2 separate regions of the Homo sapiens genome follow, and region 1 is linked to region 2. The links are chromatin loops, found by intact Hi-C in ENCODE. Cell type or tissue: HCT116. All regions are shown on one strand.

Region 1 (8,000 bases), 310 kb before region 2:
ATTCCTGACCTTGTGATCGGCCCACCTCTACCTCACAAAGTGCTGGGACTACAGGCGTGAGCCACCGTGCCCAGGACCCTTTTGTATTTTTACATGAAAACTATAAATGCCTCTAACCTACCACTGTATCTGCTCCCTGCTGTCCTGGGCCATCTGAAACTTACCCTTGGGTGTGTAATTCTCCAGCTGAATGTCAAGCAGTTGCTCTGTAAGTATGTCCACCACCTCTCTCAGTACTGGGTTCTGTGCTTTCCAGGCCATTGTGACATTTAGTTTCTTCCCCAGGGGACTGACGGGTGTGACTGTCTTGTTGCCACAGTCATAGTGAAGAAAAGTCTTTTCATCCACCTGGCCTTGAACCGCACACCACCGTGGTCCAGGTCTGAACTTAGGGATGACGGTGATGTCATAGCAAAGAGAGTGAGGGTCTGTGGAGAAAGGCAGGTGAGGGGTGGGTGGGGAGGAAAAGACCCCTAGTTAGCCCCCCTCCACGCTGTGTCAATAAGAGGATGCCTCTGGCAGGCTGGGCTGGCCCAGGAAGGAGTGCCCCCTCCAGAACTGTGGTGTCTACAAGTTTAAGGCGAGTGCTCGCCCCTTGCATGAGGACAAGGAGGAGGAGGAGGAGGAAGTCTCTGTCTGCTGAGAAACCACATGTCCCCAGACATGTCCCACTGCCCCTCTGCCCACATCAGTCAACACATGACCTTGCTAGAAAGGTGCCAGGCCTCTCTAGCAAGAGAGGAGGAAGGGCCTGGATGGCAGAGGATCTTCAGCAGTAGCCCACGTGGACTGCGGGAGGTGGGAGAGGGTGTGGGTCCACCCCTGTGGATGCTGGTGCTGGTTGAACAGAGTGAGGATGGAACCCCGTTGGATAAAGAAGAGTTAATTATCATGGTCACAGGATGTAACATGTTGGCAAAGCCCCTGGTGATGGCATGCATCTGCTATGAGGAGGCCTTCCTGAAACCTTGGACAAAGAGATGGTCCACACAGCAAGAAATGGAAAATCTGAAAGTCTAAGGCAGGTAGTGGAGGGAGAGATCACAGGCTCAGAGAAGTGCCCATGCCAGAGGGGTCTAAGTGTGAAAATCCAGAACAATGTCCATCCACTGTGCTTATGGGAAACCTGGAGGACTCCTGTTTACCCAGCATATAAAGAAGGCCCCATGAGAAGGCACCAGAATGGAATGAAGCTTAGGGATGCCTATTGCTGAAGGCCAGGGTTGGGGGTAGGAGATGCTGTTCCTGAAATCTGCTCCCAGAGTAATGGGATGAACAATTCTGAAATTCCAAATTCCAGGTGGAGGCTGTCAACTGTCAGGAGCAAGGAGGGTGCAATGATGGAAATGATTAGAGAAGTCACAATGCCAGCTGGGGACCTCAGTTATACAAAGTTATGCCCATGGCTCATAGAACAAAGGGGTCCAAAGTCCAAAAGAGATGGAAACCCACCCCGGATACTGCTGGATTTAAATAATTACAAGAAACAGAGATAAACCAAATCAGGAGGCTGAAAGTAGCCAGTCCATCAAGAACGAGGCTGCTTTGCCTAATTTGCAGAATGAAGCCACTTCTCAGACCCTGAACCCATGACTATAAGAAGACACCAGTTTCTAGTGAGGAAGGACCCTTTAACCCTGCAGCCAGGACAGTGAGTCCTTGTGGCCTTCTCCAGAGATATTTATGGCCAATAGAGTTTGCTGTGAAGGGCAATTTTGTAAACATGTAAAGGTGTTCAGGGAATATATTCTCCATTGTAACTACTCAACTCTGCTGTTGAAGCTCAAAAGCAGCCATAGACAATCCATGAATGATGAGCGAGGCTGGACCTACCTTAAGTGCCCAATGACCCAAGACCCCCTAAGATCCTAGAGGTACATGTGGTCACAATGTCTAATTGGAGAATCACAACAGAGATTCCATGTGAATATTCAGAGACAAGGCAATGCCACTCACAGCAAGGAAATCGCAACATTAAGCAGTGGCTCCTGTAGAGTACTGCACCTTGGCAGAGATGGGGCCTTTTGCCATGCATATAAAGAAGGCCCCATGACAAGGCACCAGAATGGAATGAAGCTTAGGGATGCCTATTCCTGAAGGCCTCAGAGCTGCCCATTACTGGTGGGCTCCTCGCCCTCTAGGTCATTAGGAAGATAGGCCCAGCAGTGAGAAGATGCAGGTGGTTCTTCTGGGATGGGCAGGAGCAGGGCCACCGGGAACCAAGAAGTTGCACAAGCAGTTGGACCTGATCCCCAGGACACCACGTGGCTGCACCCACTCACCCTCAGCTCACACCTGAGGCTTCAGGGAGGGTACCTGATGGTCCCCATGGATGCCACTCAGCACAAAGGAGGGGAGAATAAGCCCCCAACTATGGGACCCCCACTCCCATCACATCCACACCACCCAGAAGCCACAGGCAAGGTAGGGCCACCTTCTACTTTCCAACTGACATCAGAGACATCACTTGGAGATGACACCCTAGGGGATGGGGCACTGGGACACTGTAATCCCCTGATCTGGGATCAGCAACCTAGGACAGGGTCCAAATCTGGTCCCCCCTCTTTGAAGGTTGCCATTGCCTGCTGTTGCTCTACAAAGGGACAGGACTGGACACAGAGACGGAGAACCCATGGCCTGCAAAGATCACAGGGCATCCTTCCTCCCTTTCTAGAAAGGGTTTGCTGACCCCTGTCTACACAGTGACTATTCTCTATGACGCTGACACCCCCGTAGGAAGAACAGGCGGTCTGGGCCCCAAGGGCAGAAGTGGGTGCCTCTACTCACCAGAGTTCCCAGGGTCATCCTGGAGGAAATGGTGCTTCCCATCCCCCCTGCACAGGTTCTGAGGGGAGCTTGGGGTGTGTTTGTTGGGGTGTGTCCTCAGGCAAGAGGCAGAAGGTGCGACGTGGTGTAGGAGGTGGTGAGGTACCCTTCATGGATGGGGAGACCTCAGGGGTGACCAGCTGGGCTGAGGTGGGCAGTAAGAGGATGTGACCTGGGTGGTGGCAGTGGATGGTGAGGGGAGGGGTGGCGGGTATCTGCTGAGCCCCTGGGTGCAGGTGAGTGTCTACAGGAAAAGTGCGGGGAAAACAAAGGCAGGGAGTCCTGGGGGTGCTGGAGGGTTTGTGTGGTAGAGAGCAGGTGAGAGCAGAGCAGGCTTGTGGCTGGTGGGGGCGTCTGTGATTGTATCCCTGTGGTACCCCCCTTCACCCAGTCCTGACCCCAGCTCTGTTCCCGGGGGGGCTCTGGTTTCTCCTTCCGAAAGGCGGGTGGGACTGCCGGGCTGCACTAGGAATCCGGGCCCCACCTAGCCCTCGCAGCCCTCTGGCCCCTCCACCCTCCTGCCAGCCTCGTTTTCACCCTGCTCTTTTTCGCCCCTACTGGGGCAAGAACAGCCTTGGGGAGTGGACCCGGCGGGAAGGAGCCCAGGAGGGGAACTGAGCTGGGGGCGCAGTTCGGGGAGATCTCCCTTGTCCTTCCAGAAGCCTTCCCTCCTCTGAAACCCGCTGCAGTCCACAGTCCCTCAGGTTTGGCCCCCGCCCCGCTTAGGCTCCATCCACCAGCTCACCGTCTCGCCTAGCCCGGGACCAGCCGAACAGCAGGAACAGAAGCGGGAGGCACAGAAGCAAAGCTGGGATGGCGGCTGCTGCCATTGGGGACCAGGAGGGCTGGGGACAAGAGATTTAATCAAGGTGGATCCTGGAAGATGAAATCACCTCTGTGCTGAAAGGCTGGCTTATATACTGTTAGTTACTGGGGAATGTACCGGGGAATGAGTCACCTCGATTCTGAAAAGCCAGATTTTAATGCTACTGGGCGTAGTCACTGGGCGCGTTCCACCTCTTCGTTTCATTGTCTGGACGAAATCCAGTTTCCATGCTAGTGTCCCTTCCCTTCTTCACCCGCTCCGGCAGCTTGGTGGCCTCGTGCCCGGGCCCCACTCCTGCCAGGACACGATTCCTTCCACGACAGACTCATTTAATCATTATAGCATTTTTTATTAATGGTGAAGAAACGTGCAGAGGAATATTCAGCGGCCTCGGCGTCTCCTTGTCCCCGCCTGGGTCCGCGGCACTCTCCCTCCTTCCGCTTGCGCCGCGGGGTCCCTGGCTCACCCCGCCCTGGGCACAGCCATGGGCCTGTTCGCGTCCCCTCCACTACTTCCCCAGTCCCCGGTGGGCGTGGTTACAGTCCGGGCTGGGTTTTATTTTTTATTTCTTTATCTATTTATGTATTTGGAGATGGGGTTTCTCTCTTATTGCACAGGCTGGAGTGCAACGGCCCGATGTCGGCTCGCCGCAGCCTTGTCTCCTGGGTTCAAGCGATTCTCTTGCCTCAGCTTCTGGAGTAGCTGGGATTACGGGTGCCCACCACCAAGCCCGGCGAATTGTTTGTAGTTTTGGTAGAGATGGGGTTTCACCTTGTTGGCCAGGCTGGTCTCAAACTCCTTTCCTCAGGTGATCCACCCACCTCGGCCTCCCAAAGTGCTGGGATTACAGGCATGAGTCAGCGTGCCCGGCCTGGGCTAGGTTTTATTACAGAAACAGCAGGTAGGGTTTCAGAGGTTCAAAACAACATATTGTATAGTAAACAATTGGTGAAGATGGTAAATTCTATGTTCTATGTTTTTACCAAAATTAAGCAGCTTTAAAAATTATCTTAACAATTTATGTCTTGCTTCTGCTTCACCCAGTGCAGACTGGCCAAAAGGCTGCTCATTAAAATCGAGGACAGCATTGAGGACCTCATCCCTAGAATCTCAACCTGTGACACGCTTGCTGATTTAGAAAGCTCCTCAGAGAGATTACCTCTGAGCTCCCAGTTCAGCAGCCGCCCTGGCCCAGGTCCACCGATGGCACAGGGGGCTCAGCAGAGCAGGTTCAACTGAAAGTTCCTAGTGGTTCCCAACTGTCAGCGCATTCTGCTGGCCTCTTCCCCCTGGGCAAAGAGCCAGCCATCCTTCAAAGCCGGGCACAAATACCCCCTCCCATGTGTGTCCTGCATGTTCCCACAATACAGAACACCCTCCTGCTCCCTGAGACCTGGGTTCACAGTGGGTGCATCCAGATCTCCCTGTGTGACAATTGCTCACACATTTCTTTGCCTCTCTGCTAGAAGCATGAGGTCTTTGAGAATATACTACATCCCTTCCTAAAAAGACCTAGTGAACAACTTGCTCAATCATGTAATCAATTGTGTTTCCACGAAGAGCAGGAGCCGAGGGAGGAGTCTACACACGTGTGGGGTTCACTTTCCAGCACACCAATCCGTGGCCAACCACACCTGAATCCATGGCTGCACCCACACCTCTGCTCAGCCCCTAGATGGTCACTGGACTCATTATCAAAGGGGCAACCCCAAGTGCCCCCTTGTCTTAGTCACCATGAAGGCATCTAGACCTGTGGGCAGAAGGCAGAGGGAGGTGGGGGGCCCAGCGATCCCTGGCTGTTGGGATAAGGAATGGGCAGAGCCCCTGAGTCCCACACTGCCCCCAGCCACTCAGCCTTCTCCCTATTAAATGAGTAAAATAGACACAGACCTTCTTCTCCACACAGTTGTCATGTGGGGAGGATGCACACCTGGTGACCAGCAATCCCCAGAGCCCTGAGGCTGCGGGAAAGGGGAGGAGGCCTAGACCAAGCCCAGGGACTGTCTCTGCTTCTGCACAGGGGGATGGGATAGCAGCCCCTCTGTGACTGTGCAGGGACACAGGAGCCTAGAAGTTTCTGGCCTGATGCACTAGAGCCTCTGTCCAGGAGGGGCCATGTGGAGGGTGGTCTGGAGGACAACAGACACACGGGGGTGGGCAGTTCTCAGATCTGAGAGGGGCAGAGCTTGGCAGGTCCAGGGATCTGTGTGTGAGAAGTGCCTCCCATGCATAGGGCTGGGAACAGGAGCGTTTGAAAGGAGGGTACTGGGAAGGCCCTGGCAGCCCCCACCCCTGAGGCTGGGTGACCTGGGCCAGTGACCGGGGGACTGGGGGAACAGGAGGAAGGCAGAAGCCTGGCAGAAGAGTCCCAGGCAGCACAGCCAGGTGACAGTAGGAGGGGACTCTGTGCACACCTGGGCCCTCCTGCCTCACACCTGCTGCAGACTCTCGGCCACCAGATTCAGGCCAGCCCAGGATGGGGATAGACGTGGCTGAAAGGTGATTATAATGGCCGTGATCTAGAGAGCATGCATTCAGACATGGAAGTCAGCTGGCATTGTGGCTGAATATTCTTGTGCAAGTTTCTTCACCTTTCTGGGCATGGATGTCCACATGTGGAAATTAATACTATGAACACAGAGGAAATGAGCAGTTTATGCCAGGAACCCTGTCCTTGCACATGCTAAGGACTCAGGGAAGGTTTCCTATTTCACATGTGAGCCCTGCCTTCCATAACATCAGCAAAGGCCAGACCCAACCAGATGACAGCTGGAGCCCTGCGATCATGCCATGGCCTCTTCATGGCCCTGGGGGCTCTTTGAATGGGTGTAAATGAAGGCAAAGACTGGACCCAGAGAGGACGGTGGTTTTACTCTCCATCACCAGGTAAGCCTAACATGATTTAAGGGTGGCTGGAGGCTGAGCAAATGACTGAATGAATGAGACAGTTGTGGGAGTGAATGGGGCTCAGGGGAAAACCCCAGGTGCAGAAGTGGAGCTGGAGTGGAGGTTGTAACCCCCAGAGGCCTGAAGGTGAGGATATCGTGGTTGGAGACCTCACTGCTGGCACAATTTGGAAATGTGAATGCCTGCCTGGGCGGCCACAAAGATTTTCCAAGGAAGAATAACTTTGGTTTGCAGCTGGTCTGGGCCCCAGCAGGATAAAATCTAGAAAACATTATTGAAGAAGGACAGCAAGCTGCTCTCTTTAGCCCCTTTGATTGAACCCAGAGGGTACAATTGTGAGTGGTTGGGGCAGGAAAACCTTGCCCTTTAAACTTTGTTTAAAGGAACGAGCCTGAAATCAGGAATGGAAATGGGAAAAGGAAGGGTCAGGAGGGAAGGGAAGGAGAAAAGAAGGGGTGAGGGGCAGATACAAAAAAAGGGTCAGAGCGATTCCTCTGGATCTGGAGAAAGAGCAGGTGGGTGGGGCGTGGACTGGCTCCAGCTGGTGGTTGGGAACCTGCCGAACCTAGCCCTGTAAAAGCCTGGGGGACGTGGTCGAGACTCAGCATTGCCACTGTGCTTCCTCCTGGGCTGTCCTCCTCCTGGCTCCAGGTTCCCAGCAGCAGTGGCCACCATCACTGTGTTGGTCCTCGAAGGAGTAATGGCAGGAGGAGAGCAGTGAGAGGGCTGGAGAGGGCGAGATGATGGCAAAGCGCCCCCTCTCCAGCCTCACCTGCCCTTGGGAACTGGGAGCCCTGGCCAGCAGCAGGAAGCTGTAGTCTGGAGTGGTGGGGAAGAGGGAGGTGAGGAGGGATGAAATGTTTTCTGGCAGATTCTATACAGCTGGGGCCGGAGAGCATCTGTAAACCAAGGTTACTCTTCCCTGGTCATGTCTGGTGCGGGAGGCGGGGGACCTTGTGTGGCTAGGGGTATGGGAAAGTGGATGGTTCCGCAGGGAGTCAACCCCAGACCCCCGCCCTCAGCAGCCACAGGCCTGCTCTGCTCTCATCCACTCTCCACCTCACAAACTCTCCAGCACCCCCAGGGCTCCCTGCCCTTGAACTTCCCCCTGCACTTTGCTGCAGACACTTACCTGCATCCAGGAGATCAGCAGACACTTCCCACCCCTCCCCTCACCGTTCACTGCCACCACCCAAGTCACATCCTTTTACTCCCTCTCTACCCAACCTTGTCACCTTTCGTCACCCCATAGGCCCACCTCACCCCCAAATCCATTGAAGGAGGCTTCAGTGAGGCAGGCGAATAGGGTCTGGATGTAGGGAACCTAAGGGTGATTTGCTCTGACTTCTTAGAAGTGAATCAAAAGGAGCCCCACCTCTCTGTGCCCAAGCAACAAAAGGACCAGAGGATACTCCCTTGACAATCCGCGACCTCTCCACTT
Region 2 (8,000 bases):
ATCCCTGTGTGCCATCGACACCTCAAGCATCATTTTATCTGCTGGATCATATGGCACAAGTGGCAGAGCAGGTTGCATGGCAGCCTGGACCTGTTGCAGGGCCTTCTCCTGTTCTGGACCCCACTCAAAACCAGCAGCCTTTAGGGTCACTTGTTAATGGGTTGGAGTAACACACCCAAATGTGGAATATGTTGGCTCTCAAATCCAAATTTGCCTACCAGGCATTGTGCCTTTTTCTTGGTTGTAGGAGGGGCCAGATACAACAACTTATCTTTCACCTTAGAGGGGATATGTCCCACACCACTGCACCCCTAGCAATTTCATTAAGAAAGAAGGCCCCCGGATTTTAGTCAGATTTATTTCCTACGCTCTGACATGCAAATGTCTTACCAGTAAGTCTAGAGTAGTTGCTACTTCTCACTCACTAGGTTCAATCAGCATAATGTCATCATGTAATGGACCAGTGTGATATCCTGTTGAAGGGAAAGGTAATCAGGATTCCTGTGAACTAAATGATAAAATAGGGCTGGAGAGTTGATATGTCCTGAAGTAGGAGAGTAAAGGTGCATTGCTGGCCTTGCCAGCTGAAAGCAAACTGATACTGGTGGGCCTTATGGACAGGGATGGAAGAAAGGGCATTTGCCAAATCAGTAGCTGCATACCATGTACCAGGGATATGTTAATTTGCTCAAGCCATAAAACCACATCTGGTACAGCAGCTGCAATTGAAGCCACCATTGGTTCTTATGTTATCCTACTGTTATTCTAGAAGCTCCATCTGTCTTCTACACGGGCCAATTAGAGCAGTTAAATGGGGACATGGTGGGAATCACTACCTTTGCATCTTTCAAGTCATTGATGGTGGCAATAATCTCTGCTTTTCCTCCAGGACTGTAGTATTGCTTTTGGTTTACCATTTTCCTAGGTAAGGACAGTTCTAACGGCTTCCATTTGCCTTTATTACCATAAAAGCCCTCATTCTGGCCAGGCTCAGTGGCTCATGCCTGTAATCCCAACATTTTGGGAGGCTGAGGCAGGTGGATCACCTGAGGTCAGGAGTTCAAGGTTTAAGATCAGCCTGGCCAACATGGTGAAACCCCATCTCTACTAAAAATAAAAAACTTAGCTGGACATGGTGGGGGGTGCCTGTAATCCCAGCTATTTGGGAGGCTGAGGCAGGAGAATCACTTGAACTCTTGAGGTGGAGGTTGCAGTGAGCCGAAATCACGCTACTGCACTCCAGCCTGGGCATCTCAAAAAAAAAAAAAGCCCTCATTCCACAGGTCAGGGAACCAATGTGGTGATTCTGCCAGCTGCTGCCTGGTCCAGTGATGTATCTAGAAATGGGGAAATAAACACAGGGTAAGTTCAAAGAACCACTGGCCCCACTATGAGATGGACCTAATCTAAGACTCCACTGATGCCCTGACTTCCGTAAGCCCATACTCTGAGTGGGGAAACCACAGTGACATTTTGGGTGTATACCAGGGTCCTTCCTTGAGGGGACCCTGCCTTCCTTTCATTCAAGAGGTTCTGGGTTTACAGAAACTGGCTGAAATCTGGGAATTGACTGAGAGGCTATGATTCTCTTTATAATTAAAGTTAGACTTTTGTTCACTTGACCTGAAACTTTTCTGCCTATACAAATCAAGTCAGAATTTAGTAGGCATCCTATCTATTTTAATTCTAGGAGCACCACAACTAGCCAGTGCCAATAGTGTGCTAGTGTGCACGAGTCAATAGTGTGCGTGAGTCAATAGTGTGCCAGTTGACAGTGTGCAAGTTGATAGCGTGCACGAGTTGATAGCGTGCGCCAGTAGATAGTGTGCGGGAGTTGATAGTGTGTGCCAGTTGATAGTGTGCATGAGTCGATAGTGTGCATGAGGTGAATGTGTAACAGTTGATAGTGTGTGTGAGTCGATAGTGTGCCAGTTGATAGCATGCACTAGTCAATTGTGTGCACGAGTTGATAGTGTGTGTGAGTCAATAGTGTGTAAGAGTTGATCGTGTGTACAAGTTGATAGTGTGTGTGAGTTGATAGTGTGCGCGAGTTGATAGTGCGTGAGTTGATAGTGTGTATGAGTTGATAGTTTGTGCCAGGTGATAGTGGGTGAGTTGATAGTGTGCACGAGTTGATAGTGTGCACGTGATAGTGTGTGCACGAGTTGACAGTGTGTGAGTTGATAGTGTGTCAGTTGATAGCATGTGAGTTGATAGTGTGTGCATGAGTTGCTAGTGCACGAGTTGATTGAGTTGATAGTATGCAAGTTGATAGTGTGCACGAGTTGGTATTGTGTGCAAGTTGATAGTGTGCACGAGTTGATAGTTGCAGGTTGATAGTGTGTGCACGAGTTAACAGTGTGCAAGTTGATAGTGTGTGCATGAGTTGCTAGTGCGCGAGTTGATTGAGTTGATAGTGTGCAAGTTGATAGTGTGCACAATTTGATATTGTGCGCGAGTTGATAGTGTGCACGAGTTGATAATGCGTGCGAGTTGATAGTGTGTGCGAATTGATAGGGTGCATGAGTCAGGCTACTCTGATTACTGGCTTTGCCTGCACTGCCTGTTGCGGTGGCCACGCCCACCTTGCCTTTGGTGATTGAGTGTTGCCATTTGGCTTCTGCCATCCTGAGATCCAATTACTCTCATTGCCTTGAGATCTTCAAATTGTGTGACTGGGGTCCCACTGTAAGTTCTGATCTACAGAGAAGACCAGTCCCAGCACTCTTCAGGGACACTCCAAGGACTGTCATCACCGGTTTATTTTTTAAAGCATTTGCCACAGGTATGTCTTCTGGCTCCTCCCAGTGGAGGTGAGCAGGTCTTTAATGGCAAATCCACTCTGACATTCCAATCTTCCTAAACCCTGGAATCCCATCCCCTACCTTAAATCAAGGGAGATGGGACATTTTCAGTTTGCTCATGGCGGGCCATTTTTTGACCCACATTTCAGTCAATCAACCCAGCAAACTGTTAGAGCCCTTTCCCTCTCCCTGTGTGCAACACTGCACGCAGAATCTCTGTTTGGTGGGCCCACACCAATACAGTTGGCCGGATCCAACTTGATGTTCCTTCTACCATTATCCCATACCCTTGATATCCCTCCCTGCACACTCTCCCTGGGTTTCTGTCTGTATAAATTGGAAACATAAAGTAGTTTTTTGCAGTGTAGTGCGCTCCTCACAAGCCACACGTCGACCCTCACCTTTAGGAACCTGCTGGAACTTGAGTCTGGTCATAGGTCTAGAAGCAAACAGGGGTGAGGGGGGCGGGTTCTGAGGAGAATCAGCATTGCCTTGCATGGCAACTGCCTCAGGGGAGGCCATTCACATTTCCTCTGGCCATGCAAGGTGAAACCCCTCGTAGGGATGTAGAAAGGCTGGTATCACTGCTGGGTAGGAAGGCCACATCTCCCGGGTTGGGGACAGCGCTTCTGCTGGGGCTTGCAAAGGCCACTTTTGCTGATGGTTGCGAGGTCTCTTTCACTGGCAGAAAAGACTCATCAGAATTTAGGGTCTCAGTGTCCCCAGCTTCATCAGGGTCTTCCCACACATCTCTGATCCAACGGACAGGATTCTATTCTGTCTTAATCAATGCCCTCACTTTACCAGTCATAGTAACGCAGCCAGTCTCAGTCTATGGCCTTCTTGTATTTATTATGGTGATTTTTTTTCTGTGTGTCTGGTTGTAGGGGGATTTTCACATTGAAAGCCAAAGGGGCACAGCACAGTCTCTGTCCTTGAGCTGCACCCACTTAACCAAAGTCCTGCCAGGCAGGCCTCTACTCCAGGTCTTCTGACTGCCACGTTCATATTGTTTTCACTCTTCACGGTAGCCAGGGATCCCACAGCCAAGGCCTGGGGGAGCACCTGACTAGTCGGTCGGGAAAGACACAGCCCCAAAGAGAAAAACCCAGGAGAGAAATTAGAGGGGAAAGGTGTGATCATGTCAGGATTTGATGGCTACACTGTGGTTCCTCTTGGTGACCAAGACCTCAATTCCACGAGCATTTGCCAAACACCTTTTAGGGCAGGTAGGTTCCATTCCTATACTGCCATCAATCCATAGGAACACAAGGATGAGAAGAGATAGTCCTGCCTCAGGGGTTTCCTATCTGTCAGGGAAGGTAGGTGCACAAATAGCCATACTTCTACGGTTCATGTTAATCTTCCTTTATGCAAATCTTCAGAATACAGTGTGGTTGTTTAGATAGAATCTAATAGGACCATGTAGGATCTATTGTCTAATAGGTAATTGTGTCATGGAAAAATAAAATGTATTAATTCAACATTTCATGGAAACTTTGCAGCAGCTTCAATTGGTCCTGTTTGTACCTCTCACCCCACCTTGTGGCCATTTATCTGAGTTGCAAGGTCAGTTCTTGGGTGAATCCTCTTGGAAAATGAATTTGCAGATCTAAATGTATCTTGAAATGTTACCAAACGTCTCAGAGAATGACAGCCTAACTGTTGAATGGGACATCTTTTGTACTTTGGAGCCCTGGAAACTTCTCAGTACATTTTGTCTGGCTGTTTTTTGAAACTGAAAAATATTACCTTTTCGCTTAGGTGGTTTTCATGAGTTGATTTCTAAAGAGGAAAGGATCTTTTAAGTGTTTTTTCCAGCCATGTTTTGTTAGACCAAGACAACCAGAGAGACAGAGAGAGAAAGAAAGAGAGGAAGAGAGAGAAGAAAGGTGAGGAGAGGAGAGGGGAAGAAAGAGAAAAATTAATAAAATACAAACAGTAAAACAACAACAACAACAAAAGCAAAACCAACTATTTTTGAAAGCACTAAATCTTAAATAGCACAAAAGTAAGATATTTTGTTCCAAATATATGAAGGCATTATATATGGCTATCCCATCTATCAAGTGCTGTATAGTTTTATGATCAAGACGTATTTATTAAGTAGCCTTTTTTTCCTACTAGGCATGGTGCAAAGTGAGTTAAGCAGATTAATTCCAAAGGCTTAAAGTAGCAACACCATTATTAAAAGTTACTATTATTCCAGAAGGAAAAATAAAATAGGAAAAATTAGCAGTTTGTTATTAGGTGTAAATAGTGATAACAAGAACTCAAATACTTGTTGGTGTCAAGAGATCGGGAATGGGAACCTTCAGTCTTCAGCCATGATCTTCATCAATTGGTTTTCCCATTATATGAGATTACATTTTGACATTTTCCACTCCAAAGCAACTTTAAGTCCTGTCTTCCAACCAATTGCTGCTCCTAACTCTCTCCTATAGAAATTGTGGAGCCACCATCTCTAAACATCCTGCCTAACAGGACTTCTAGAAGTTCGCCAAAGGTCTCCTCAACCCCAGTTCAGTGATATAATTTTGGTTTCTGAAGAGTGTTGACATTTATGGATCGTCTGGTTGGAGAACTAAAGAAATTTCTGGCAAGTGGATACCACATTGACAAGGTGCTCATCAGCTGGGTGAGTGAGCCAGTTAATTACTCTAGTGTGACTCACAAGCCTGCCAGTCATTAAACAAAGCAGGCTGTTCATTGTGTTTAACTGCGAGATCTGCCAGACTCAACTCAAAAGGTGGTTTCCTTTAGCTGCAAACTGCGTGCAATTCAGATCTCTCATTCCCATGACCATAAGACTGCAGGCTAATGTGAGGTCAAAAAGTATTCAAAATATCTGGCGGAAATGCCTGGTTCATATTTAAAACAAAGGTTTAGTAAAAAGAAAAGATGAAAATGATTTGAAAGGGACTAATTACAATAACCACAAATGAACCAAATAACAAGTCAAAAATTTAGCAAGAAGTCCCTGAATAGCTACTTCCCTGAGTGGCTAAGATGGCAGGTTTAAAGAGATGTAATGTGGAAGATTATTTTAATGCCCAGGAGAAAACATATATTTCATTCATAGATAATAGATATAAAATCTAAATCAGATGGGCTCACAGAGAGAAGAACAGAGAGGTAAGGAAAAAGGAGGCAGTGGAGCACATTCGTTCACTCATTCATTCATTCATTCATTCAGCATTTATTTATCGAGTGCCTAAATCTATTCATTCATTCAGCTCAGCATTCATTTGAGTGCAGGTACTCACCTAGGCAAGAATGATACCAAAGCCAGAGAGTCTGTGTTTATGGAGCTTCAGCCTAGATGGAGGCAAGAACATGAATAGTGTCAGCTGGGACCATGGCTACTAGGAGAGGTAGCTGTGCCGTATAATATTTTTAAAAGGAACAAATAGGCACAGAAAGGCTCCTGAGAAAGTGACACTTGGGTTGAAAGGGGTTAATTCCTAGACAAGAGGAGAAGAGTCCTGCAGGTAGTGGGAACAGCATGAGGAAAGGCCCTGTGGCACGAGGAGCCCGGTGAGTACAAGGGCCTGTGAAAGAGCAGTGTGGCTGCGGCGCAGGCTGTGAGCTGGTAGGACCTGGAAGATGCAGGGCTCTGAGGGCCGTGTCGGGAGTGAATCGGTAACATGCTCTGTTCCCCTGCTCCTCTCAGAAAGTAAGTAGATCTCCTGCTTAGAGGAATGTGACAAGGCAGAAAAGAACTGCAAGGCTCCTCTGGCTTTGGTTTTCATAAAAAAAAGTGTTAGTGGGTGCCTAGTGTAGTGGCTCACGCCTGTAATCCCAGCACTTTGGGAGGCCGAGGTGGGCAGATGCCTTTGAGTCCAGGAGTTTGAGACCAGCCTGGCCAAAATGGTGAAACCCTGTCCGCCAAAAAATACAAAAATAAGCCAGGCATTGTGGCTCATGCTTGTAGTTCCGGCTACTACGGAGGCTCAGGTGGGAGGATCACTTGAGCCCAGGAGCTGGAGGTTGCAGTGAGCCGAGATCACACCACTGCACTCCAGCCTGGGTGAGAGAGCGAGACCCTGTCTCAAAAATAAAAATAAAAATAAAATAAAATAAAATAAAATAAAATGTGTTAGGGGAATGCAAGGGACTCCCAATTCAGGAAAAATGTTTAGAAGGTCTCCTTCCATTAAACTTGAAAGAGTTCCCTGGGGGCTGAGGAAGGAAGAGGAAGGTGAGGAAAGGGGTGGATGTGGGTGCAGAGGATCCCACTGAGAGGGTTCCTGCTCTCCACTCTTCCTAGAGAACCCAGGGTGGTCAGGGGGCTTAGGTGGGAGTGGGGAAGGCCCACGGGAAGGTCAGGCAGCTGGGGCCTTGGGCAGCCTCACAACATGGCTAAGGGGCATCAGAAAGAGCCACTGAGCCTGGCAGACCATGTGGTCCCATTGGGGCAGGATGAGGGATGTTTCAGCAGTGACCCAGGAGGACCCGTGACAATCTGGGCCTCTGTCTGGACCCCTCCCCATACACATCATGGGAGACCCCTAGACTGTAGATCCAGTCCCAGGGAAGGCAGAATCGGGTGCGTGAAATTTACAGATTAACTGGGATGTGATTCTTGCAAATGCAACCATACCGAGATAACAGAGAGGAAAGGAGGTGGGGGAAGAGAGACCTTTTATTTCTGCACTTCTATAAGCATAGACTACCTCTGGAAAGATAGGCAAAAATCACTGGCTGTGGTTGTCTTTGGTGAGGGAATACGTGACAAGGGAGATAAACTTTGGCTCTTTGTCCTTTTGAGTTTTGTGACACACGTACCACTTACTTATTTTCAAAAATGTGAGCAATGTTGAAAATCCTAACACTAGATAGAGATGAATTTGTTTATTTTTTGTGGGGTTTTCAATTTGCTTTAGCAGACGAGAAAACTTAGAATCTAGTGCTTTTACCAAGGGGCTCCAACTCGCCTTAGTCGGGGGACTGCAAGTACATATGACTTCAGGAAAAATCTGTGCCACCTGCCTTGTGTAATATATTATTGTGTCTTTGTACTTACATAGATCAGTAAGCTATTTCTGATTCTTTCAGTAGAGCACGTGGGATGAAACTTAAATAAGAATAGGCCGCATTTGGTGGCTCATGCCTGTAATCTCAGCATGGGAGGCCGAGGTGGGCAGATCACTTGAGGTCAAGAGTTCAAGACCAGTCTGGCCAACATAGTGAAAC

Evidence for each region. Hi-C counts contacts between places; a loop is a spot of excess contacts. Peaks named below come from ENCODE experiments on the same cell type or tissue, not always from the same donor. Only the 100,000 strongest peaks of a DNase experiment are listed, where the experiment ranks them.
Region 1: it touches region 2 in a loop (3-fold over the local background); 2 of 110 quality-filtered maps call a loop at or near these places.

Annotation. Positions count from the first base shown.
Region 1 is chr6:150,021,816-150,029,815 of GRCh38, forward strand. It overlaps RAET1L (retinoic acid early transcript 1L), which reads right to left and starts at 3,717. Exons shown (of 5, transcript NM_130900.3): 1 at 3,572-3,717; 2 at 165-428. The coding sequence starts at 3,656. In HCT116, no CTCF peak of the experiment used is centred here; a DNase peak (open chromatin) is centred at 3,816; H3K4me3 peaks cover 1,709 bases; H3K27ac peaks cover 1,711 bases.
Region 2 is chr6:150,330,972-150,338,971 of GRCh38, forward strand. No RefSeq gene overlaps it. Among named protein-coding and RNA genes, the nearest start is that of IYD, 34 kb to the right of the region's middle. RefSeq lists a silencer at 4,202-4,496. In HCT116, a CTCF peak has its summit at 4,350 (motif pointing left); DNase peaks (open chromatin) are centred at 4,350 and 5,480.